Linked DNA regions of Mus musculus: regions 1, 3, 4 and 5 are each linked to region 2. A link is a loop called in an ENCODE intact Hi-C map of the cell type or tissue named here. Cell type or tissue: heart. All regions are shown on one strand. Region 1 holds the start of Zfp281 (zinc finger protein 281). Region 2 overlaps Nr5a2 (nuclear receptor subfamily 5, group A, member 2). Region 3 has its middle 86 kb from the start of Platr22. Region 4 has its middle 78 kb from the start of Platr22. Region 5 has its middle 9.7 kb from the start of Gm25609.

The links. Hi-C counts contacts between places; a loop is a spot of excess contacts. Peaks named below come from ENCODE experiments on the same cell type or tissue, not always from the same donor. Only the 100,000 strongest peaks of a DNase experiment are listed, where the experiment ranks them.
Region 1: a loop joins it to region 2, with 4 times the contacts of the local background. A loop is called at or near these places in 2 of 42 quality-filtered maps.
Region 3: it touches region 2 in a loop (2.1-fold over the local background); 4 of 42 quality-filtered maps call a loop at or near these places.
Region 4: it touches region 2 in a loop (2.2-fold over the local background); 4 of 42 quality-filtered maps call a loop at or near these places.
Region 5: it touches region 2 in a loop (3-fold over the local background); 10 of 42 quality-filtered maps call a loop at or near these places.

The regions. Positions count from the first base shown.
Region 1 is chr1:136,622,553-136,627,552 of GRCm38, forward strand. Zfp281 (zinc finger protein 281) reads left to right here and starts at 2,349. Exons shown (of 2, transcript NM_177643.4): 1 at 2,349-2,499; 2 at 2,720-5,000. The coding sequence starts at 2,734. In heart, a CTCF peak has its summit at 2,378; DNase peaks (open chromatin) are centred at 2,279 and 3,079; H3K4me3 peaks cover 2,508 bases; H3K27ac peaks cover 1,958 bases.
Region 2 is chr1:136,947,118-136,952,117 of GRCm38, forward strand. Nr5a2 (nuclear receptor subfamily 5, group A, member 2) reads right to left here. Exons shown (of 9, transcript NM_030676.3): 2 at 4,985-5,000; 3 at 1,605-1,742. Among named protein-coding and RNA genes, the nearest start is that of Nr5a2, 11 kb to the right of the region's middle. In heart, a CTCF peak has its summit at 2,017; no DNase peak of the experiment used is centred here; H3K4me3 peaks cover 3,172 bases; H3K27ac peaks cover 898 bases; H3K27me3 peaks cover 3,462 bases.
Region 3 is chr1:136,780,036-136,785,035 of GRCm38, forward strand. No RefSeq gene overlaps it. Among named protein-coding and RNA genes, the nearest start is that of Platr22, 86 kb to the left of the region's middle. In heart, no CTCF peak of the experiment used is centred here; no DNase peak of the experiment used is centred here; H3K4me3 peaks cover 694 bases; H3K27ac peaks cover 1,143 bases.
Region 4 is chr1:136,771,617-136,776,616 of GRCm38, forward strand. No RefSeq gene overlaps it. Among named protein-coding and RNA genes, the nearest start is that of Platr22, 78 kb to the left of the region's middle. In heart, a CTCF peak has its summit at 2,324 (motif pointing right); no DNase peak of the experiment used is centred here.
Region 5 is chr1:137,222,844-137,227,843 of GRCm38, forward strand. No RefSeq gene overlaps it. Among named protein-coding and RNA genes, the nearest start is that of Gm25609, 9.7 kb to the left of the region's middle. In heart, CTCF peaks have their summits at 2,856 (motif pointing left) and 3,813 (motif pointing right); no DNase peak of the experiment used is centred here; H3K4me3 peaks cover 260 bases; H3K27me3 peaks cover 1,102 bases.

The DNA of each region.
Region 1 (5,000 bases), 320 kb before region 2:
TGTGATTTCAGTACTTGGAAGGCAGAGATAGGAAGATTATGAATTGGGAATATAGTGAGACTCTGTTTCAAATAGACAATTCGCATTTATTATCTTTTTGAGGATTTATTTACTTTATGTATATGAATTTTTGCCCGCATCCATGTATGTGCCATGTTCATGCCTGCAGGATCCCCCTAGGTGGGTGTTGGGAATTAAACCCTGATCTTATGCAAGAAAAACAAATGCTCTTAACTGCTGAGCTATGTCCGCAGTCCCTATTACCTACGTTTATCTCTTTCGTTTGAGGGTTTAAAGGAGTTGGTTGGTTTCACTGGTACTGGGGTTCAAGCTTTATCCACAGTAGGCAACCACAGTATCACTGAACTATGTCAGTAACCTGTAGTGTTTAATCTTTCAATTATTTCCTAATTTTATAACTTCAAAGATGATAAGATATACTGAAGTTGCTGCTCCAAACGGAGTTTAGACGGAGTTTAGAAATATTAAGTGTTTCATCATCTAGCCACCTCCTAATTATTATTCCATGTAGTTAGGATACTATTTCTATTTTCTATCACCAAAGAATTGAATAGCACAACCAGTATAAGTGATGTGCTGGTGTGTTATCATATAAATGCTCAAGGTACGACTTCTAATGGTGAAAAACGGGAAAATAAATGGACGTTGATGAAGTGTGTCTTCTTTTGTCTGTTCCCGGGAAAGTTTATTTCGGGCATTTCCACTGGCGGAATGATTAGCGCTAACAGCTTTCCCCCTCCGTTTTATTTTACAGGGTCTCTTCATCTTCCTGATATATGGGGTATACAACCTAGAGGTAAGTCTGCTTGGAGTAGCTCAAGGCTGACAGCGTGAATGAGAGAAATGACAGGTTTCTTATCTTGATAACTGTAGAACAAAGTTGGCTTTCATATGAGTGTCCCACTGCCCTTCATGCTTGGGCTGGCTTATGTGCAGCCCAGCTTTACCATTAAACATGGACACCCTGAGTACAGGGACAGCCTCATTTCTCACTGGCACTGACTAATATTTTATTACTGTCTGAAGTTTTTGAATTTTCAGTGTTCAACGCTTAGCTATACCTGGTAGTTTCAGGAAATAATTTAACTGTAGTTCCATGGGGCTAGGAAGATACAATGCCTCATGAAACTATTCATAAAATACAGTTTTAAGGTTTCTGGGCAGGCTCAGAGAGGCCTGTGTTGGTAAACAATACACCGCTATGGCTTTAATTGCAAAATTTCTCAAGGAAGTTATTACAAGAAGTCATCTCGAGAAACACTATGAGAATATGGACGTGTGATTTCTTTAAGAAAACACACTATGTAAATAACTGTTCTCCAGGTCTTTTTATTAAAAAGTCTGTGGTGTATAAATACACCTAGGAAAGTTGCTGGTTTAGATTTTTGCATGCTCGCTGTGAATGCCTTTTATACATTATTAGGCACTAAATTAATATCTATTTGGTTTTGTCGATAGAACTTTTAATTTCAAGATTTTATCTAATTTCCCCCAACTGAATAAGGAACAACTTTTCAAGTTTCTAGGTATTCTATACTGGAGGGGTTGGGAGAGTGGGGTATGTATCCTAACAGAGATTTTAAACAAGAACGATGGCCAGTATTTGAGGCTAGTTAGTATTCAACGTAATAAGCAAATTCAGACAACTGAGAAAGTACGTGGCATTTAAATACCATCTGATGATGAAGTGTGTGTGGGCGTGTTTTACAGGACAGCTGCACCTGGGATTACACGTGGTTTCCCTTTGCGTAGCCTTCAGGTAGGCTGGCACTGAGACAATTTTCTGCAGCGGTCCCTCCTCTATGGCAGTCTCAAAGGCTCCTTCAATAAAGGCAAAGACAAGCGTTATTGCTGTCTCCATTCTGAAAAGGAGTAAAAGCTATCTGTAATCAATACCGTTACGAGTTTAAAGCTTTCAGGCAGAATCACAAGTACCTTAAGGAATCCTATTCTCTGTTTGATTTTGATTCAATACTTGGATTGCAAACACTAAAGTGAACCAAATGCCAATGTTCAGTTTTCAGTGTCTCCACCTTCCCTAACCCCTTCCTCTGCAGCTCCCACGCCACGCTGCAACACGCTCTCCTGGCGTCCCCGGACTTCCCGCCCCTTGGGCTCCACCTCCGGAGCGCCTTCTCCCTAGAAACCCTCAGCCACTGTCTGCCCCTCAGCAGGGCCACCAATCACGTCCCCTCGCTGCGGAAGACCCTCCGCTGTCCGCCTCCAAGTCCCCGCCCCTCCCACCTAGCCCCCAGCAGCTCCGCCCAACCGCCCGCTTGATTGACAGGCTAGCCAGGCGGAAACTGAGGCGCAGGCGCACGGGGCTCGCCGAGCGCCCCTCTGGTCCGGTCGAGGACTTCCCGGCAGACACCGCGCCGCGGCTGCGCAGAAGCGGGGAGGCTTTTAATTCCATTGTGGAGAGGACGGCGTTATTTTTATTAACTGGAGGCGACGGCGGCTGCGGCGGCGGCGGAACCCGTAAGTGTGGCCGGCGGGCCGGGGCGGGCGCGGGAGCGGCCAAGAAGGCCGCGGGGTCGAGCGCGCCGGGCCGGAGGCGGCGGGGCTGCGGACGGGAGCCGGGCGCGGTGCGGGCTGGGCGGCGGCGCGGCGGGTCCCAAACGCTGCGGTGGTCCCGGCCCGGGGCCCGGCCCTACCGCCGTTCCCCCTCTTCCCTCCTCTCCCTCCTCTCCGCAGCCAGGCCTCCTCCGGGGTATGAAAATCGGCAGCGGGTTCCTTAGCGGCGGCGGCGGTCCCAGCAGTAGCGGTGGTAGCGGCTCCGGCGGCAGCTCCGGCAGCGCCAGCGGCGGCAGCGGCGGCGGCAGGAGAGCAGAGATGGAGCCCACCTTCCCCCAGAGTATGGTTATGTTCAACCACCGGCTTCCCCCGGTCACCAGCTTCACCCGGCCGGCGGGGACGGCCGCCCCTCCCCCGCAGTGCGTGTTATCCTCCTCTACCTCCGCAGCCCCGGCCGCTGAGCCCCCCCCTCCGCCAGCCCCGGACATGACTTTCAAGAAGGAGCCGGCGGCGTCAGCCGCGGCCTTCCCTTCGCAGAGGACCTCCTGGGGATTCTTGCAGTCCTTGGTGAGCATCAAGCAGGAGAAACCTGCGGATCCCGAGGAGCAGCCGTCCCACCACCACCATCACCACCACCACTATGGGGGGCTGTTCGCTGGGGCTGAAGAGCGATCACCAGGCCTAGGAGGAGGGGAAGGGGGGAGCCACGGCGTCATCCAAGACCTCAGTCTTCTGCACCAGCATGCCCAGCAGCAACCGGCCCAGCACCACCGCGATGTATTACTGAGCAGCGGTAGCAGGACTGATGAGCACGGCAACCAGGAGCCAAAGCAGGACGCTAACGTCAAAAAGGCAAAGAGGCCAAAGCCAGAATCTCAGGGAATCAAAGCCAAGAGGAAGCCAAGTGCATCTTCCAAACCTTTGGTTGGAGAGGGAGAAGGTGCCGTCCTGTCCCCAAGTCAGAAACCTCATATCTGTGATCACTGTAGTGCTGCTTTCAGGAGCTCCTACCACCTGCGGAGACATGTCCTCATCCACACGGGCGAAAGGCCTTTCCAGTGCAGCCAGTGTAGTATGGGTTTCATCCAGAAATACCTACTGCAGAGACACGAGAAAATTCACAGCAGAGAGAAACCCTTTGGGTGCGATCAGTGCAGCATGAAGTTTATTCAGAAGTACCATATGGAGAGACACAAGAGGACACATAGTGGAGAAAAGCCATACAAGTGTGACACTTGCCAACAGTATTTTTCAAGGACTGACAGATTGTTGAAGCACAGGCGCACGTGTGGTGAAGCCATAGCAAAAGGAGCCGCTAGTGCAGAACCTGGGTCATCAAACCATAACAGTATGGGTAACCTGGCTGTGTTGTCTCAGGGAAATACAAGTTCCTCAAGGAGAAAGTCGAAGTCGAAAAGCATAGCTATTGAAAATAAGGAACACAAGACTGGCAAAACAAATGAATCACAAATGTCAAACAATATAAACATGCAGAGTTATTCAGTAGAAATGCCTACTGTGTCTACCAGTGGGAGCATAATTGGCACTGGAATAGATGAACTGCAGAAAAGGGTGCCAAAATTGATCTTTAAGAAAGGAAGCAGAAAGAATGCAGATAAAAGCTACCTTAATTTTGTGTCACCGTTACCAGACGTAGTTGGGCAGAAATCCTTGTCTGGTAAGCCAGGTGGCTCACTTGGCATCGTATCGAATAATAGTGTGGAGACCATTAGTCTTCTCCAAAGTACAAGTGGCAAGCAAGGCCCGATAAGTAGTAATTATGATGATGCCATGCAGTTTTCAAAGAAGAGAAGATACCTACCAACTGCCAGCAGCAACAGTGCCTTTTCTATCAATGTAGGACACATGGTCTCCCAGCAGTCAGTCATTCAGTCTGCAGGGGTCAGTGTTTTGGACAATGAGGCGCCATTGTCACTTATTGACTCCTCAGCTCTAAATGCTGAAATTAAGTCTTGTCACGACAAGTCTGGAATTCCTGATGAGGTTTTACAAAGTATTTTGGATCAGTACTCTGGCAAATCAGAAACACAGAAGGAGGATCCTTTCAATTTAACAGAACCACGAGTGGATTTACACACCTCAGGAGAACACTCTGAATTGGTTCAAGAAGAAAATTTGAGCCCAGGCACCCAAACACCTTCAAATGATAAAACAAGCATGTTGCAAGAATACTCCAAATACCTCCAACAGGCTTTCGAAAAATCCACTAATGCAGGTTTTACTCTTGGACACGGTTTCCAATTTGTCAGCTTGTCTTCACCTCTCCACAACCACACTTTGTTTCCAGAAAAACAGATATACACTACATCTCCTTTGGAGTGTGGTTTTGGCCAGTCTGTTACCTCAGTGCTGCCATCTTCGTTGCCAAAGCCTCCTTTTGGGATGTTGTTTGGATCTCAACCAGGTCTTTATTTATCTGCTTTGGATGCTACACATCAGCAGTT
Region 2 (5,000 bases):
CGCGCTGCCTGAGAATCCAGTAACGAATTTTCTTTCTGGGTTCCAGCACCCGTCAAAGTATGAGTGTGTCCCTGGTAAGGGACCCAACGGCGGCCGGCAGGCAGGCGCGCACTGTCCTTGCTGCAAACTACCGCAAAGCCGCGCCAGGCTTTTTCCCACGCTGCTTTAGAGCCCAGTGCAAAGAAGGGTCATATCTGCTAGCCCCCCAGCAATAAGGCAAGCTAGTGTCTTGGCTTGGGGGACAGGAGGCCAGAAAGGGCCCTCTAAATTTTACAAAGAAAATGTTACCAGGTTATTTCTCTCCAGTCCTCAGTACGCCGTGTTTCGCTCCACTGCGCTTTTTTGCCCCGGATCCCGCCACCCTAAAAGCCTGCATGGGGCAGGAAGTAGCAAAAAGCTGGTCCTTCTGCCGGGAGGAAACTTAGCGGAGCCAGAGGCCAGAGCCCAGAGCTCAGGAAGCAGGCCTGGGGCACTTATCAGGAATCCCAGGTGTATCTCTTCAAGCCAACAAGGCTTCCTCAGTAGCAGACACACAAAGTTAGTCTAAGGACTGAGGCCAAGGGAATTTCTACAACCCTACCCAAAGACTTGGAAAGACCCCAAGATCACCCAGGATATCTGACCCCACCCGCACGTCTGCTGTCCCCTTCCCTGAGCCTAAGGCGATCTTGGGTTTCCCGGCCAGAGCGCACAGCCTACCATTGAGTCCAAGAGCTCTGTTCTCAACACTTCTCTGACCCTTTCAAGTTCGTGCAAAAACGGCTGGCAGGAAGCTTTAAGGGGATCACAAGCCGGCTGGCCTCAGTATCCAGAAACTCCGATAGGGGTGAAGATAGAAAAACTTTTCCTAACATTTTTTTCACCTTGGCCCGTTGCTAAGATAAAGTTCTGAAGAGTTTAGAGTGTAAAAAATACAGGAGATGAGATTTGGTCTTTTTCTGATGTTACCAATCAAGAATAGGGACACAAATGGAATATCCACACTCTCGGCTCTGAGACCGAAAGGATAACAAGCTAACCCTGAGCACCCCAGCTCCTCATTCGGCACGATACTAGACGGGAATAGAGTTGGGGTGATTGGTGTTTAGTTATGCCAGCAGTTTTGAGTTGCCTTAAAAGACTGCCGGATCTGGCAAGGCTTTTGGGGGTGCTGGTGTAATCGAACACCACTAACAACACCAATCACCTTCCTGTGATTTTTCTCTACTCAGTCTTTTCCCCTCCACACGGGAGCATGTGAGTAAAAGCTCGAACCACCTAGAAATGGTGAGCAGAGAGGAATTCCACTTCTCAAAAGAAAGATTGTTCCACGGCGCCCTTAGCTTCCAGCTGCCCCCAGCTCCAGTTGACTCTCCGCTTCCAGTCTCTCTACTTAATTAGAAGTGGCCAATTAGACGTTGATGAGAAAGCACCATCCGCCTAGTTCAAGTGCCATTAACTTTTATGCTTGCGTCTAAAGAGGAGGCCGAAGCCGCCGCGCACCACAACTGCCAGCTGGGCTGCTCTGGTGCCCATGCTGCAGAAGGCTGAAGCCCGCGGGGTTAGCCCGAGAGTGTAAAACCAGGAACCAGAGCGCCGCGCCACACCGCAACGCACCCCCTTACCTTGCATGTTTTCTGGCATCTGCCCCTGTTCCCCATGCGATCGGACCAGTCCTGGGGCTTCCGTCTCCACTTTGGGCAGCATGACAAGGCGGCTGCGGGCGGGAATGGGGCGTCGGTGTCGGTCCGGAAGCCCAGCACCTGGACACGGGCAGCAGAGATTCAACTCCAGCGGAAAGAGAGAAGGGGTGATCAGCGTGCCCGCTCACCCACCCGCTCGCCAGAGCTGCCGGGCAGGACCTCGGAACCCTGTCCGGTCCGGCAGCTTCAAAGCTGTCCCTAAGCTGAGCGCGGGAGATCCCGGCTACCAAGCTAGACTAAGAAGACCGCGTTCCGCTGCCCGGGTTCCGCTCCGCAAGGGCGGAGGCAGCGACAGCAAAGGCGCTGCTGCCCCGGACAGCGATCTGTGCGCGCCGCGCTCCGGAGGGCAGCAGAGGCAGCCGCCAGCTGCTACTGCTGCAGCGGCTGAACGGCTCCCGGACTCCTTCCCCTCTTGCACCCGCCCTCTGGCTCAGGATCAGCAGGGGTCTCTCTCTCTCTCCTTCGCTCGCCTCACTTCTCTCCCCTCCTCTACTGTCCTCTCCTCTCCTTTCCGCCCCTTTCTCCTATCTCTCCTTCAGCTCCCTCTCTCCTAATATCACAAGTGTGGAGTTCTGAAGTTCCAACCTCCCACTCCTCTAGGGTGGAGAGCAACCCTTCCAGCCCCGAGGGTGACAGAGTCAGGAGGAGAGGGGAAGACACGCTGGAGAGGGGAGGTAAGCTGGAGGGGTGGGGGCAGGGGGGAGGTAAGAGGTGAAGACAGTGAATCGGGACGCAGGTTCCGGACTCAGGTCGGACACTAGCCACTAGCCAATAAGGAAGCTCTGGCCTCGGGGCCTGCCCCAACCTCTTCACCCCGCCTTAATCTACTCCACCCCACCCTGGCTTGAGACGGGAGGGGCTAGTGGGGGATATAAATGCTACTAGGTTTCTCAGCTATTGAGGAGCGACCGGTGTCTTAAGTGAAGCGGCCAGGGATCTGAGAGCCGAGAGGCCATTTCAAAGAGCCGGTGAAAGGCAAGAAGGGCTGGAGAGTGTGGGTGTAGGTGGTCCATGCATGAGTGTGGAGAAGGAGACCTGTGGAGTGAAGGGCCTACTTAAAACACCGAGAAAAAAAAAAAAGGATGTTAAAATCATAAATGGAGGGTGGTTGGTCCTTCTATCAAGGTCCTCCCTGAAGGCAGACATCAGAGAGGTACAACTGAATGACTGCGCCCTGAAGAACCCAGGGGTTATGGCTCACTTTGCGGACAGCGAAGAAGTCACTGAGGTTTCTCTCCCTTTGCATGTAATTGGAGTAAAAGACAGCCACTTCTGCTTCCCCAGGCTGCTCACCAACCCACCTCCCTACTTATGGAAAGAACACTTGAGTCTAAAATTATCTTAATGACTGTCGAATTTTTAGTGAGAGAGACCTGTGTTTGGACCTAGGATGGAAAGATCCGACCCTTGATTTCTTTCTAGAGTCCCTTTGGTGGCCCCATGCCCCCCACCCAACCCCCACGAGGCACAGCATTTTTTTTTTTAAGTTATAAAGAACCATCTGTTAGGCCACTAGCCCAGCTTCATCTTTAAAGTTTTCAGATCTCATCCCAACAAGATGAAAAACACTCTTCCCAGCCTCCTGGATGCAGGCAAAGCTTCATGCCCACGGTCTGCTGTGCAACTGGGTAATTATCAGAGTCCACCCACAAGGGGGTGGATTTGAATCTCAAAAGAGCTGAATTTATTCTATGTAAATGGCATGGAGATCACATAAAAACTGCCCAGTCTAGTATTTAATGAATAAAAAATTATTCCAAATCATTGCTTACACTTTTATATGAAGTACACTATCCATTGATGGCTATCAACTCATGCATATTGATGTTCTAAACTGGTTCATATTTTTGCTGTAAAACATATATATGCAGAATCTAAAATATCTGATTTCCACCTTTTGCAGCATTTTTAGGGCCCTAATGTGGCCTAAGCATGTCCCTTCTGGCCACAAATATTGAGGGGGGCTGCCAATTAGTTTGTACAGTGGAGCAGGCTGAATTTGCCTCTATTAGTGTCCATTACCCTCAGGTTTTCACGTTAGTATCAAGTAACAATGTCAATACGTGCTCAGTTTTGCCCCTTCTTTAAGACATCACTTTGAATTACAAATGCATTTCTTACACAGTTCAGAAAGGGGGCCACTCTCTAGGCTCACAGCATCGCTGCTCACTGCCCGCTTTGCCTTGGATTTCATGCAAACTTGAGAAATCAGTTTCTTTCAAAGTGTTAAGAACGAACAACCTCCATTCACCTCCACTCACTGCAATTCTAAGGACTCATAGTGGTCTCTTGTTTATCATCTTCCTACCCACCAGCCAAGGATGCAGCAACTCTAGCTTCTTGGTCCACCCCCCCCCCCTTCTTTTTTTGTTCAAGAGGTGGCTCCCAAAGTTGAAGAGCCTCGTGATTTACAGTGGCTAGAAGGCTGGCCAAAACCAGAGGCTGAAGCTGACCCAGTGTGGTGAACTTTGTGGTAGCACCAGCTTCTATCCCAGAAAGGACATACTTAGGTCAAATTAGTGGCTTTGCAGCCCCATCTGCCCCCCACCCCCAGCTTGTCTTCCAAAGCCAGAGCGGTGTATGCCAAAGGTCAAGTGGGGCTTTCCTTTATCTTCCCACAGGTAGACTTTCCAAGAAAACGCCTAGTAGATGAGGAGGGAGGGGCAGACAGGGAATAGGTGTCCAAGACAAGGTCTAAAAGAATCTGGCCTTTGACATTTAAGTAGCTTTTCCTTGCTTTGAAGATCTAGTCTAGGCAGAGCCTCTGTCTAGCAGCCAATGAAGGGGCCTGCTAGAGAGATCTAACAAACAAGAGAAGTTGCCTTTTTTGCCAGGTGTAGTGCCTGCCACCTTTAATCCCAGCACTTGGGAGGCAGAGGCAGGAGGATCTCTCTGAGTTTAAGATTCCAACAAGGTCTATGTAAGGTCTCTATAGTTAGTAAGGGACAACCAGTGTGGCATAGTGAGTCTCTCTGTCTCTGTCTCTCTGTCTCTCTGTCTCTCTGTCTCTCTGTCTCTCTCTCTCTCTCTCTCTCTCTCTCTCTCTCTCACACACACACACACACACACACACACACACACACACACACACACACACAGGGGAAGGGAGAGGGGAGGGAGGCTGAGCTTTTCCTAGAAAAACCTGACTCCCACCTCCAGAATGAGACAAGGTAACTCAGATCGGCCTTTTTCAGATTTCCAGGTTCTTGACAATATCTCAGTAGGGCTTGGGGGCGCGCGGGGGGGGGGGGAGGGCGGATTCAAGGAGCTGGGTTTTGTTGGAAATTCAAGGGCACACTCACGTTTTTCCCGGAGTTG
Region 3 (5,000 bases), 170 kb before region 2:
CTATCATAGAAGATACAAGAACGAAAGATGATGGATTAAACAATAGAAGCCAGTTGCCAGGGTGCTGGTTCCTTGGGTAAAGGTGACAGTGCCAAACCTGATAAGCTGAGTTTAATCGCTGGGACCCACATGCGTGGATGGAAGAAGAGAACGGACTCCTGAGAGCTATCTTTGGACCTCTGCAGGGACGTACAGAGTGGCACGTGCATGCCCTGCCCCCCAAAACAAACAAATGTAAAATGGCTTTCAACATCAATGACTATTTAGTCCAGGTTTCTGCACCGTCCTTTGAAATCTAAGTTCTGATGACAAGGAGCCACATTAAAAATCAAACAAATGAACAAACAAACAAACAACCCCCCCAAACTTAACTATTGTTTCTTTGGTTAGAAACGTACAGTGAACTTTTTGGGACAATTGTATTTGATGTTTGTTAAAATCCAGAATTACTCTTGTGCAGTTCTCTGGAATCCTTTAAGAGGTCTTTTATTCACTCAGTGAACACTTACTCTATTTCTGTAAAGAGCCAACCACTGTTCTGAGTACTTTCGTGATTATCTTGATAATTGTTCCTTCAGTTATGTGATGAGACACATGCTGACTTTATTCCTCGGGTATAATAAAGAATATATTTCCAATGATTTTCTTTGTGTCGTCTTTTGAACTATTGAATCGGGTTTCTTTGTTTAATTCTGCAGTAAAAGATGAAGTGAGGCACATGCCAGAAGCTTGCTCTTATGTTAACTAAGCCACACATCGTACTTAGACCTTTTGGTAGAATTTGTTCAATAGGGCATATAGATTTCTCCTCCAAAGTAAATTATCTATTAAATACCATTTTGTTTTTACAGTGGTAGGAATTGAATTCAGGACTTCATGCATACTTGGTGAGTGCTCTGCCACCTGGATTTACCCTCAATCACATTATTGTATTTTTAAAAATGCCAGTGTAAGGTTTTTTGTTTTATTAGTTTTTATTTATTTAGAAACAGGGTTTCTCTCTGTAGCCCTGGCTGTCCTGGGACTCTCTCTCTCTCTCTGTAGACCAGGCTGGCCTCGAACTTATGGTACAATTCTATTTGCTAGTATGTCAGCCTCATATGGTCAGAATTTCAGTTGGGGCTGTATCGGACTATTTATTTTGTGTGTACATTGATTCCTCAGAAGAAATCCAAGGTGACTTTAGTTCCATCTCCCAGATCTGCATCTTTCACCCCTCACTCAGCCTCTCCCGTAGGCCTTTCTTTACCTGTTTAATGTGCCCAAGACAAGAAAAGCGAAGGAACAGTGGAGGTGCTGGCGTCCAGTGTCATAGAGATTTCACTTACAGAATTTCTGCCTCTCATTTTTGCTGTCCTGGATTTGGCAGGACTCCAGCTTCCGAAGGCCCCGTAGGCCTTTGCTCAGGGCACCAATCGGAGATCAAGTTGTTACACATTCATTATCTGGTTTCTATATCTTCTATAGCAAAGTGAAGTTCTGTCTACTCAACCGTTTTTTAAGACAGCATAACAAAACACCAGGGCTGCGTTTTCATCTCCAGCACTCCGTGTTCCCGCCCTGGCTGCCTTCCAGAGGGAAGACTCACCCAGAGTCACCCAGGCAGCAGTGACACTCGTGGGTGGCAAGAGTCTAGAAGCACATTGTTAAGCAGGCCACAGATGTTCCAGAACCAGCTGCCGAGAGAGAGCCCAGGGCTGATTGCTGAGCCCTTTCACTCAGCTCAGGGTACCAACCCTGCTTGGGTAATCTTTGTACATAGTACCATTCATCTAGTTGGCACTCCCCCTTTGTAGTGGCGTTTCTCACTCGAGTAAGTCCGAGGCAAGCCACGTCGGGATGAGCCGCAAGGCCACTTTGCATGAAAAAGCAAACGCGCATGTGCACAGTGCCCGAGCCTCGCTCGTGCAGGGGCTGTGCAGGTGAGGACACGCACTCCGGAATAATCTTTCCTTTTCTGAGAGCCAGCTGCCTATGCTTACTGAGGCTTTCTGTGGTGCTGTTTTAACGGCTTGTTTGTCAGTCATTCTGCATGTTAAACAAGCAAAGCCTGGAATCTCCTAGGGTCCCAGGAGTTCTTTATTCATTCCTCCATATTGAAAGTGATTCCTGTCAGCCCATGCTCTCCAGGCTGCCTGGAAGAACTTTGGCATAGTTTTCCTAACCTTTCAAACAGTCAAAGCAAAACTCTCCTTTGATAATATTAATAATAATAATGAAAAAAGGCCAGAGGACTTTGGCACGCAGCCATTAAGGATGCAGGCGACTCGGCGATCTGACAGACTATTCCACAAAACACTGAAAAGTTCCCTTTAAGGTCCCCAGAGTGGGCCGGGGCACTTTGCTTGTACTTAACATATATCAACTGTCACCCGGCAGCGGCACTGAGTGTTGACTGAACACAATGGGACATCCAGATGGTCTAAACAAAGGGGGCAAATGTTCGCTGCTATTAAAAGCTGTTTACACCAACTTCCAGGATTTCATGTAGTGAAGTTTATATTGTGTCACAGCTGAGGTGCGCGGCTCTCTCAGCAGCCAAGACCAACCCTTTATAAACTCCTGTTGCACTGGGCTAGGGCATTCAGTGCTAGAGGAAAATGAAGGAGCATAAGTTAGCCAAGTGAAGGATGGCGACTTTGCCCCCATTCTGCCTCCGAATCATCGATTATAATTCTGTGCACCACACCCAGTCATAAAGAAAGCAGACCCTCTCCTCTGATGGGGGTGTGTCATGGATGGATGAACGGATGGAAGGATAGGACTGCTATCTCCTTCTGCAGACAGAGCCTCTGAGTCTTGGTGGCTCCTCACTGGGGGTGTTTGCGTGGTAATGGCTTTGTTTTCTTCCTCGGAGGCACCGTGATATCAGGTCCTGTCTATTCAGGATTAATCTACATAAGTGAGAGCCCCACGCTTTGCTGTTTTCTTCCTTTGACCTCATTATGGCACATCCTTATTCATTCCAGACACACAGACCCTATTGTTAAAGGCTTGTTTTTAGCCACTGATAACAAGACTAATATGAAGGGTCTCCACATTACTGATAACTAAAGAAGAATCTAGAAAATGATCCTTGTATTCAGTTCTTAATCACTAGACTTTCTCCTATGATAATACACTTGAGCTAATAAGATACTAATAGCACAGTACTCATTCATTTGTCCTAAAATTTAAGGCCTAGTAAAAGCAGAAAAAAAACTCTCACAAATGCAAGCTTAATAATTATTTTCTATGTAAGCAGATTTATCGAGACACCATTTTATGTCACCTTTGGCTTATTTTTTTATGTGTGTAAAAGTAATTTTTTTTTTTTGGCCAGGTGTTGGTGGTGGCACACTCTTTTAATCCTAGTACTTGAGGGGTAGACACAGGTGGGTTTCTGTGAGTTCAAGGTCAGCCTGGTCTACAGAACAAGTTACAGAACAGCCAGAGTTACACAGAGAAACTTTATCTTGGGAGGAAACAAAATAAACAAAACAAAAACAGAAACAAAAGCAAACCAAGAAATTCATTATTTGTTGTGTCATTTAAATAACCATAAATTAAGTTTTTAATGAAGCTTTTAAAAAAGGAGTGTTTATGTACTGAGTAGACTCAAACATTTACGGAAACATGATCTGTTGATCTGGTTTTCTGCAGAAATAGCCTTTGCTTTGAGGTAAGATCATGATAATACTGAGCAATGTCATGTGGCATGATGCAAAGCTGAATCTCACTGCTATGTCCTGTCCCCAGTGAAGGATTGTCATGGATGCTTTGTGAGCACCGTCAAATTGGACTGCTCTCTACTATACTGGGGCATTTTCTGGTGTCACAGTTGTGATAAATGGGGCCATTTTGATCAACTTGCTCAGAGCAGGCTCTGAGCTCCTATTGTTTGCAGGGATGTTGCTCTTCCTTGTGTTAGCCTATGAGGGTTCAAGTTTTGGCTCTTATGTTTAAGTTTAAAGAAAAATACAGTGTCCTAGAAAGGTGTATGGGGTTCCTGTGTACAAAGATGCTCATATACAAGACCTGTGACAGCCTTCCTTGGGACAAATACCCTTGTTAGAGTTTGAAACTCTGCCCTGACAACAGTTCTTTAAGGTAGCATGGGGGCAGTGAAACTATCACTCAGACCTGACTCTGTTATTCCCACTATTGTGTTTGGTACTTTTCATAGGTGTCTCAGGGGGCTTCGGATTTTGAGGACAGGGATGGCACAGATGTGAAAGTAAAATGTAACAAACATGAGCACTTCTGCCTTTGCCAAGGGCAAACCCTGTGCCTGCTTCAGAGAAGCCATTCCAGGCCTGTCTGTCAGTCCCAGCGCAAGCTGCTGGGTTTCCTGTTTATGCCTGCGTGGAGCCCCACATCCTGCGAGCTTGCCTTCAGCGGCAGGTTTTTCCGCACACCCTGGAGAGCTCTTCCTTAAACTGGCTCTCTATTTATCATCTTAGTGAGCCATTGGAATTTTGTTAATTCCTGTTTTACTTAGCGCATGCAGAATGCTATCAATGCCCGAGGGAAGATAACGTTAACTTACATATGCTGCTTAGAGTGTAATTAAACAACTTTTGTAAAACAAACCTGGTCAACCAGACAGGTGGATGGCAGCTTTCTTGCCATCCAGGGTTTGGGTATATAAACTCATACTAACACCACTTCTAACTTGGCTACCTATTTGCTTGCATTTTTGTTCAGAATTTAGGAATCCCCTTAGTTTTGGCCAAGTATGGAGTTAGTGACGTTTGCTTGGCACCCTCTCCCGTCACTTTATATCATGATACCTTGTAGTCATGTGGGGCTTTTCAGCATTTCTTTGTCCCTTAGAACACTTTAAGAACTTGTTCATCATTGAATGTAAATAACATATTGCTATGCCATTACTCTTTCTAAGGACTGTTTTTTTGTTTGTTTGTTTGTTTATTGTTTTATCGAGACAGGGTTTCTCTGTATAGCCCTGACTGTCCTGGAACTCACTTCATAGACCAGGCTGGTTTCGAACTCAGAAATCC
Region 4 (5,000 bases), 180 kb before region 2:
ATGCAAAAATAAACAAATAAAAATATAAAGATCTGTAGTTTATGATGCTTACTTAAGCAGGGTGTGGCAGCATAAATCATACACCTTTAATCTTAGTACTTGGGGATGCAGAGGCAAGCAGATCTCTGTAAGTTTGAGGCCTACATAGTGAGTTTCAGTCCATCTAGGGCTATGCAGTGAGATCCTGCCTCAAAAACAAGAACAAAAACAAAATAAAAATAAAACAACCCCCAAGCACCAGTAAGATGTTTACTTGACTTTTCTAAAAAGTATTAAAAGTACTTTGGCTTGTGTTAAGGAAAAAATGCCCAACAGTTTTTGAAATGACCCTAAACATAACTTTGCTTAGCATTATGTATTTGTGTGAAGCATTTCTCAGCACTCATGATCATAAAATAAAAATACCAACCAGCTCTTCAAAGCATTGAATATCTCTCTCTCATATCAAGCATTCAACCAACAGTTAAGTTTTTTTTTTAAAGATTTTTTTTTTTTTTTTTTTGAGACAGGGTTTCTCTGTGTAGTCCTGGCTGTCCTGGAACTCACGCTGTAGACCAGGCTGACCTCGAACTCAGAAATCTGCTTGCCTCTGCCTCCCAAGTGCTGAAATTAAAGGTGTGTGCCACCACTGCCCGGCTTTCTAAAAGATTTATTTATTTATTTATTTTATGTATGTGAGTACACTGTAGCTGTACAGATGGTTGTTAGGAGTTGAATTTTTAGGACCCCTGCTCGCTCCAGCCCAAAGATTTATTATTATATATCATATATTATTTATGTCATAAATACATTGTAGCTGACTTCAGACGTGCCAGAAGAGGGCATCAGATCTCATTACGGGTGGTTGTGAGCCACCATGTGGTTGCTGGGATTTGAACTCAGGACCTTTGGAATAGCAGTCAGTGCTCTTACCTGCTGAGCCATCTCACCAGCTCCAACAGTTGAGTTTTAATGAAAATAAAAATGATAGACAAGCACATCATTTTATTGTTTTCATCTTTAAAGTAAATGATACAATTATATATATATACTTATATATATATATATGCTAAAGAACTTAAATATTTTTATTATTATTATAATTTTATTTATATTCCTATTCTATATGCCTTTATACCTGGGTCACATAAAAATGTCCAGGGCAAATAGGTTAAGAGTAGGAAAGCCTAAGATACACTGCCCTAGATTTTGGGAGTGTTCATGTGACTTGTTTTGACCAAATGCCTGATGGGAGATGTACCATGAGCTGGGGACTTCAGATTGCTGCACATAAGAAGGGGTCTTTGGGTCCAGGGATCTACACTGAGCTGTGAGTATCTCAGGTAGCCACTGGTCTGGTGTGGACCAGAGATATGTGGAATAGGCTTCTCCCCAGCCCATATCTCAATCCGTTCATGTGCACTTGCAATGCAGCATCACAGAGGGTTAGCCTCGACTCAGTTGGCGTTTTGCCATGGAATACTGAGTTTGGGCAGTTTGTTCTGGTGTTTGCTGTGCAAAAGCTGATTTAATCCGCTGTTGCCCCTGGACTCCTCTATGTGAACTTTAGATATGGCATAAAAATACATAGCAACATTACATATTCAAGTAGCCTAGCCATTTTATAAATTGTCACAGTCACCATTTATAAAGGTCACCCTGGGTACAAGAATAATGAGTGTCAGCCCTGATCTTGTGGCTAACGAGAGACAAACGTGTGCTTACAAACTGAGGTAAATCCGTTGCATGGAGTCCCATGAGTGCCGAGCCAGGCTGAGGAGTCTGAAGGTTTGCTATGGAAATGTACAGGTCCGGGGTTCAGTACTCAAATATGTGAATGAGTAATGCCAACAGTAATGCCAATCACAAATGTTTTCATTTAATTCCGTGTGACGCTGCTTGAAAAGGCTTTAAAAGTCCTGACTTGGAAGCTGGGTATGGAGGCACTACTTGTAATCTCAGCACTTGGGAGGCAGAGGCAGGAGGATTGAGAATTCAGGGCTAGCCTGGTGGGGGATAGCAGTGAAATGACTAGATCTGTATAGTAGTGAACTCGATAGGAAGACTCTAGGGGTGGGGGAGGAGAGAGGGAGAATGAGAGGGACAGAGAAGAGATAAGATAAAATAGACAACTATCTGGGAATGACGCGGGCTTTTGTAGCCTCAAAGCCCAGAGATACACCTCTTTCAACAAGGCCACACCTCCTGATCCTTCCCAAACAGTTCTACCAACTGGGGAACAGGCATTCAAATATATGAGCCGCGGAGGCCATTCTCTTTGAAGCCACCACAGGTAGTTTGCAGCATGGATGTCTGCACATACATGTAATACCCATGGAAACCACAAGAGGGAGTTAGATAACCTGGAACTGGATTTACAGATTGTTGTGAGCTTCCGTGTGAGTGCAGGGAATCTGTAGTAAGCTAACTGAGCCGAGATAAGCTTATAAAGAAGAAAGGTCTATTTTTGTTCATTGTGCTGGCGTGTCCAGGGCATAAATCTGGCACCAGTCTTGGAGAGAATTCCATGGTAGATGACACCATAATGCTAGATGCATTGTTTTATTTTTTGTTGCTGTGACAAATACCATGATCAAAACCAACTTGGGAAGGAAGGGGTTTCTTTCAGCTTACAGTTGTAGTCCATCACTGAGGGAGGTCGGGGCAGGAACTCAAGGCTGGAACCTGGAGGCAGGAGCTGGTGCAGAAGCCAGTGGGCAATGTTGCTGACTGGCTTGCTATCCATGGCTTACTCAGCCCGCTTTCTTATATGACTCTTATATGGCCCAGGGGTGTAAGTGCCCACCATGGGCTGAGATCTCCCATATTAATCAGTAATCACAGCAATGCTCCACAAGCTGGTCATCTCCCCTCCCTCCTTTTAGTGCTAGCTTGGCCAAGTAGAAGGATGATTTCTAAGAGCTCCTTGCACAGACAGCTTTAGGCAGTGTGAGGGCAGACTTGGAGGAAGAAAGCAAGCAGGGCAGGGTGTAACAAGTCCCTTAGCCCCTAGTCCTCATCGTGCTCCTGACCCCAAGTCCTACTCTGAGACATGGTTTACAAGGGGATGATGGAGTCCATCCCTATGGTGACCCTGATGTCTGACAGGTCCTCATGGAGAGCCAGCCACATAAGACACTGGCTTGGTTGTCAGATTGAGGGTATCCTAGAGTCTCAAAGAGGATTGAAGCTGGCCTCCAACCTGCTGCATGTTCCTCTACAGCTGCCCCATTCCCTCAGAAGTCACAAGTCACCGAAGGCCACTGGGTACTTATAGTGCAGCTGTTATGACTTGGAAATTGAATTAAATTTTTTTTGTTTTGTTTGTTTTTGGTTTTTCAAGTCAGAGTTTCTCTGTGTAGCCCTGGCTGTCCTGGAACTCACTTTGTAGACCAGGCTGGCCTTGAACTCAGAAATCTGCCTGCCTCTGCCTCCCGAGTGCTGGAATTAAAGGCGTGCACCACCACGCCCGGCCATCAGGTTGGCCTTGAACTCAGAGATCCACCTGCATTTGCTTCCCAAGTACTAGGATTAAAAGCGTGCGCCGCCATCACCACCACTATCTGGCCAAATTTTATATTTATTTAATTTGAATTTACATGAAATAACTGATAACTTTGGCCAGAGGGATGGCTTAGCTGTTAAGAGCCCTTCTTCTTCCCGAGGACCTTTTCAGTTCTCAGCATCCACATGAGGAAACTCACGACAGATGTAACTTCAGTTGAAGGGTCTGATGCCTTCTTTGGGCCACTGTATACTCTTGGGGCACACACATACACTCAGGCATACACATACACATAAACAAAAATTCTTTTAAATAAGAACTGATACAAGTCTACTATTCTAAAGCTTTAAAGTCTGTGAATGTACATTTTCAACTTTAAATGATGTGTATTCTTTATCTCTGACTTGTTTTCCTTTTCCTTCCTCCCTTCCTCCCTCCTTCCCTCCCTCCCTTCCTTCCTTCCTTCGTTTCTTTCTTTTTTAGACCGTGTCTTGTTCCCCAGTCTGGCTTCAAAATGTTGATCTTCCTACTTCTTGCTTTGGCTCCTAAATCCTGGGGTTGGGGGTGGGGGTGGGCTACTGCTACAATTAACTACTTTAAAAAATTATTTATTCAATGTATATGAGTGCACTGTAGCTGAAGAGCTTGCTGTATCTTTCCCCTGAAAAAGCCCCAGTAGAGCTTGACCAGACATCTCTTAGGATGGAAACTCATTGCTTCATCCTAGACACTGATATTTTCTGGCTATGGAAAGCATTATGACTATTTTAGCTGAAACACTTATTCAAGTCTTGGAGGAGACATAGCATAAATGCATGCACCTGCTAATTAAGGCTCAGGTAGAGGTTTCCATGTTTCTAGGTCATAACAACAGTGAACCATAGTGAGAGGGATCAAAGGATGCAGAATTACGAGAGCAGACAGTTGGGCATCTCCCAGTGCTGGCAACCCGTCTCCAGTTTCCCCTCATCCCAATATTTACCTTCAAGGGCCTGATTCTGATTCCAGCCCTTCCACCTTTTTTTTGTGCTTTCTAGGACATGAAGGCACAGGAGCCCAAGAGTCCCCTCTGCTATGGCACTTGGACAGTGCTGTGACATTTTTCCCCACAGTGGCAGAATGCCCTTGTATAGCATTGACTCTAGGGTTTTTCAGTCGACTCCGGGGACACGGAGTGTCACCGTGACTCCAGTAAGTAATACGGGTGGCACAGGTAGACGGATCTGACAAGCCAGAGGACTAACCGTGCTGCGTCCGCCTTTCCCCAATGAAGGCTATCCATCAGCGCCTGGAATCTGCTGGAGACGATGAGGGTGACAAGGGAATAACATCCCTTTCTCTTCCATCGACAGGGGTAATAACTCCTCACTCCCAAGGGACAGATTGTAAAAGCCAATAGCCAGGAGCTGTGAAGCAGGGAGGGCAGAGGGATTGAAAATTAAAGAGGGAGTGGAAATTTTGCGGAAGGCGGCAGACAGTAGGACCGGAATAAACCGTCAAACGCCAGCCTTTTAAT
Region 5 (5,000 bases), 280 kb after region 2:
ACCCAGTGTGGCACCTGTCCAGAGTCACCGATTCCTTATCTGTAAAACAGAAACCATCCAGATGGGTTGTAGGGTTGCAGTGAGAACTGACTGAAATGTCTGCTCAATGCGGGGCTTCTTCTTGGCTGTTCTAGGCTTCCCACCCGTCCTGTTTTAACACTATGTTGACCAAAACTGTGGTACCCCAGAGGACCACTCTGCGAGGGTCTGTAGTCTGGAGTTCAGTCTAGCTGGGAATCCGAGTTGTGTTACTTTACTCAGCTCATTTGCCTGAGTCCACGTGCCTCCAGGGATCACACTGGTGTAGACGGGCTCTTCCCATCCATGCTGACCTCCATCTGGGCCACCGGTAACGTAGTGTGCTATCATCTGATTGGCCAGACCCACCGGAAGCCTGCTGCTCGGCACTCTAAGGTCTCAGTGTTTCACTGTGACTTCCACGAGGACGTGGACTACCACAGAGAGACCTGTATCTGCTGTCTACTGTGAGCTGATAAGAAAACACTTGAGAGCCACTTTAAAGGCACCAAGTACTTAACAAACGCTCATTAAGTCTGTGCCTTCCCTGGATACTACAATTACCTTGTGTGGTGGGTTTTTTTTTTTTTTTTTTTCTTCTTCCTTTTTCATTACGTCTTACCACAGGCCTTTGAAATAAAGAGCTAATTGCTTGGCTTAATAAACTTCTCCCTCTGACAGTCTATTAACTATTTTGCCCTTTATAAATATCACCTTTGAGGTCTTCCTGATTTTTCTCCTTAAGGTTTTCCCTGCGGAGCCCAGCACCAACTGTCCAGAGGTAGGAGAGTCTGGCTTTTCTTTCAGTACTCTGTTGTTTATTTATTTTTATTTTTCAATTAGCAACACACTTTGCCAAGGCCTTTGAGAGACTAAAACCACAGCTAACGTTAAGAACAGTGGCTTTGAGTATATTCTGTGAGCAATATATTCCTCAGGGTGTCAGAACCCCTGAGCTCTGTGGAAGGATTCTCCAGCACCTTCTATCCATGCACAGGGCTCTCTTTCTGGAACTCCATCTCTGTTGTTTGCATGGGATTCTTCCTCACGTTGGAATAGGTTGCCTGGAGAATCTACACTTTTGCTCTGCCCAGCTCTATCTCTCACTCCACAGCAGTAATCATGCTGTCTGCAGCAATGTGCTCTCTGATGACACGGTCTTCTCACTCACTTCCCATTAGAACCTTACAGGCTTTCATCCATCCCTATTTCCTACAAGACTTTCTGTTCTTTGAGACCAAGCTTCATCTGCCTGCATCAGGGGCTCATTTCAGCACCGAGTGGGCTGGCAGTCATGTGCCCAGCAGAGGGATTTACTTTGCTAGTGATATGGGGATGTGGGTAGAAGCTGAGCCTTGTCAGATGGAGGGCAACCTTTCGTGGATGCCTCTTAGAACATCAAGTTCATTTCTTCTTCCTCCCAACATGAGTGACAGGCAGATAGTTTGCTTCTCTGATGCCCAGTGGTGGCATCCAGTGTTGGGGACTTCATCAGCACAGTAGAATGACCTCACCAAAGGGGAGATGTGGTTCTCATCACACGAAGACACACTGTAAATATGAGCACTCTCTTGTCTGTGAGTTCATCTGCCTCAGAATTTAGGCAGGAGGACTAATTCATTCTCCAAGCGCTCGCTCTCGCTCTCTCTCTCTCTCTCTCTCTCTCTCTCTCTCTCATCTTGTGCAATGGGAGTCTAGGGAGGGAGAGTGTTGAGTTTGAGCTGGGGGCTGAAGAATGAGAGCAGAGACAGCACAAAGAGGAGAGACATCCTTGCCTTTCATGGGGCATCAGAATTGTGGACATTCATGTGGAGAAACAGGACAGGGTTGTTGGTGAGCAATGCAAAGTAGACACTGACATTCTTCAAGAGCCAGCATGTTCCAGTTAGTCAGCAAAAAGATTTTTTTCATTATTTGAAGGAATATTATATTACATTATGAAATCACAAAACTAAAGGAGGTAGAAGAAAAATTTGAGAACATTTAAATGTGGTTTCTTTGTTTTACTAAGACTTTCCCCAAAGCGTTCGTGGGCCTTATTCCTATTTTGCCTCCTACATTACTTTGGTAATTGTGTAGAATTACAGTGAGAATGGTCATGTGGCAAGGAGTTCATATACAGGCCATGGTGGCAGCTAACACATTGAACAAGACTGTCAATCCACCTAAGGACTTGGGTGAACAGACAGAGCTAATCTACCTGACAAACGTGTGGATAGCATTTTCTCCCTTCTCATAAGCAACACGCACCTCACATGACACTTTCAGTGGGAATCCTTAAGAACATCCTTATAAATTGCACACACACTTTTCTTCCCTGAGAAAAGAACATTAGGCGTTTGTAGAGCAGAATTCGTTCATGATTTTGGGTGATAACAACCCAGATGCTTTGTTGATTCTTAATTTTCCCAAAACTCATTCATTCTTCATCGAATCAGCACTTGTTTTTTGTGTGCGCTCTTTGAAATATTCCACATCTATAAGACATATGCTGCTCTCCAGTTCTGTATTCCCAGGTTTAGCCGTTCGAACCTTGCTCTCTGAAGCAGTAACATATTCTTTCTCACGAACTGACTGCAGTCACCTCAAATTCCCCCAGCACAGTTTTCCTTAACTAACCATGACACTTGGGGAAAGCCAGTGTTTTCTTAATGGCTTTAGCCCTTTTTTAGAGCAGGACAGGGTTTCCAGTCACCAGGCCAGACAACACTGAAGTTCCAGGCTTCTTTGTGGTACACACTGCGTTCACCCAGGGTCTGGAGAACTTCCTATGCTTCTGATTGTGTCATTGGGATTAAGGATGTAAATTGATGCTAACTGCGTGACTGACATCTAGTGGATAAAAGCCAGTGGTGCTGTTTAGACCAGTTTCTCTCCCATCTAATCCCTTTCTGCCCAATAGGCTTTCTTAGATGCAGCAATCTTTACCTATATATAGGAAAATTGAAGTACAGAGTCATACCACTAGAAGGAAAAATGGGGGCGGGATGTCGGACTCTTCTATAAATGAAGACTATTTCCTTTGTAGAGACTTGTAAGAGTGTACCGTATCTTGGAGTTGGAACAAAACCCCTGTGATTGTAGATTTACCTTGTTTATTGGAGAGCATACAGCACAATGGCCAAAGAGAATTTCAACGTTATTATTTTTTTATTGTGTTTTTAAAAATTTGTTCACTTTGCATTATCTTTATAAACACACTGTAAAAAAATTGGAGCTTTGATTCTGATATTACTACTATATATGAATATTATAATCCCTTGTTAATATTGTTCTGTTCTTAGACTCAAATACCAATAAACATTAGAATAAATTTTAAATTATTTGTGTCCTTTGCCTGCTGTAAAACTTTATCTGTTATTATTAAAGGTATAAAAAAGAGTTGATTTTGCCAGGAAGACTTTTAAAAACAGATTTATTTATTTTATTTAACTAGGGATACATCATAAGATTCTGTTTCAAAACAGGACTTATTTTTCAAAATTGTGTGTGTGTGTGTGTGTGTGTGTGTGTGTGTGTGTGTGTGTATAGTTGTCCACAGAGACCAGAAAAATTTAGGCATAAAATATTTTAGAAATACACGCTTATATAGGTATTAGAATGTGGATGTCTTTAGAAATGTAAAATCTGATTTTCAAAATATGGATGATTGAACAATGTGGCATAGTGGTTTATTTTTATATATCCATTTTTCAAAGTTAACTTTAATGAAGATTTATAGTTTGTTTTTATTTTATATGTGTGGTATGACTGTTTTGACACCATGTATGTGCACTATGCATGCAGTACCTGTGGAGGCCAGAAGAGGGCACTGGGTCCACTAGAACTAGAGTTAGAGACAGTCGTGAGCCACCATGTGGGTGCTGAGAATCAAACCTGTGTTCCCTGAAAGAGAAGCCAATGCTCTTAACTACTGAGCCATTTCTCCTGGCTCTGTCAAAGTTAACTTTTTAAAAGAGAGATTCGTTGATTTTTATTTTGTATGTATGTGTGTTGAGTCTGCTTGTATGTAAATACACCCGGAGACTGCCTGGTTCTGAGGAGGTCAGGAGAGGGCGCTAGAACCCTGGTTGTGAGTTAACCACGTGGTGCTGGGAGTAAACCTGTGTCCTTTGCAAGAGCAGTAAGTGCTCACGACCTCTGCAGCTCATCAGTTAAGTTTCAGTTGCTAGAGAAGACCTTGGCATTCAAGTTGTAGATTTTGTTTGTTTGGTTAAATGTGTGTTTTCTGAGAGAAGTTTTCTTCAGAAGAAAATTACTTCTCTTCGTATTCCATTTCCTCTTTGAAAAGCTAAGAAAGGTTGAGCAAAACCCAAAGCCCCACCTCACCGAGCATCTGGTGGCAGCCTGCAGCAACAGCTGTGTAAGGAAGGGAGGAAAGCCACGTCGATGTGTGTTCACTCTTCCAACTGTCACTTATACATGACCCTCACTCCTGTGCCTTAAGTCCCCTATGTCCCCTGGGAATGGCTAGAGGCAGCTTGGCCATGACTGACCTTTGATTATCAGGTCACAGTCAAAAGAATTTACATTTCTCACTGGTGTGGAGAGGAGAGGCTCTTAGTTTGCTGTGTGAGCACTGTTAATGAGAACAGTTTCCTTGGCAATGAAGTAACAAAGCCAATTATTATGTGACATGTAAATTATGCCTGGCTCTTCTTTTTTTTTTAAAAAAAATTTGAGTTATAATTTGCATGTAGTTGAAAGGCAGCACTGCATTTAATGAGTGATCTGCACATCACAACCTATGTCATGTATAAACAGTACTTCCGTCTCCTAACTATTTTTGTCTGACCTAGAGTTTGATAGGGACAGAATCCCACAGTATGCACTCCTCATATGCAGTTCCTCTGTGGAGTTTTCAAAGTGCGTTCATGTTGTTGTCATGTGACTTGTGTCATGCACGTCACCTTTTTGTTACTGGGTGACTTTTCATTATTGGGTGATATTGGACATGCCCAGTTTTCCTTCCTCAGCAAGTG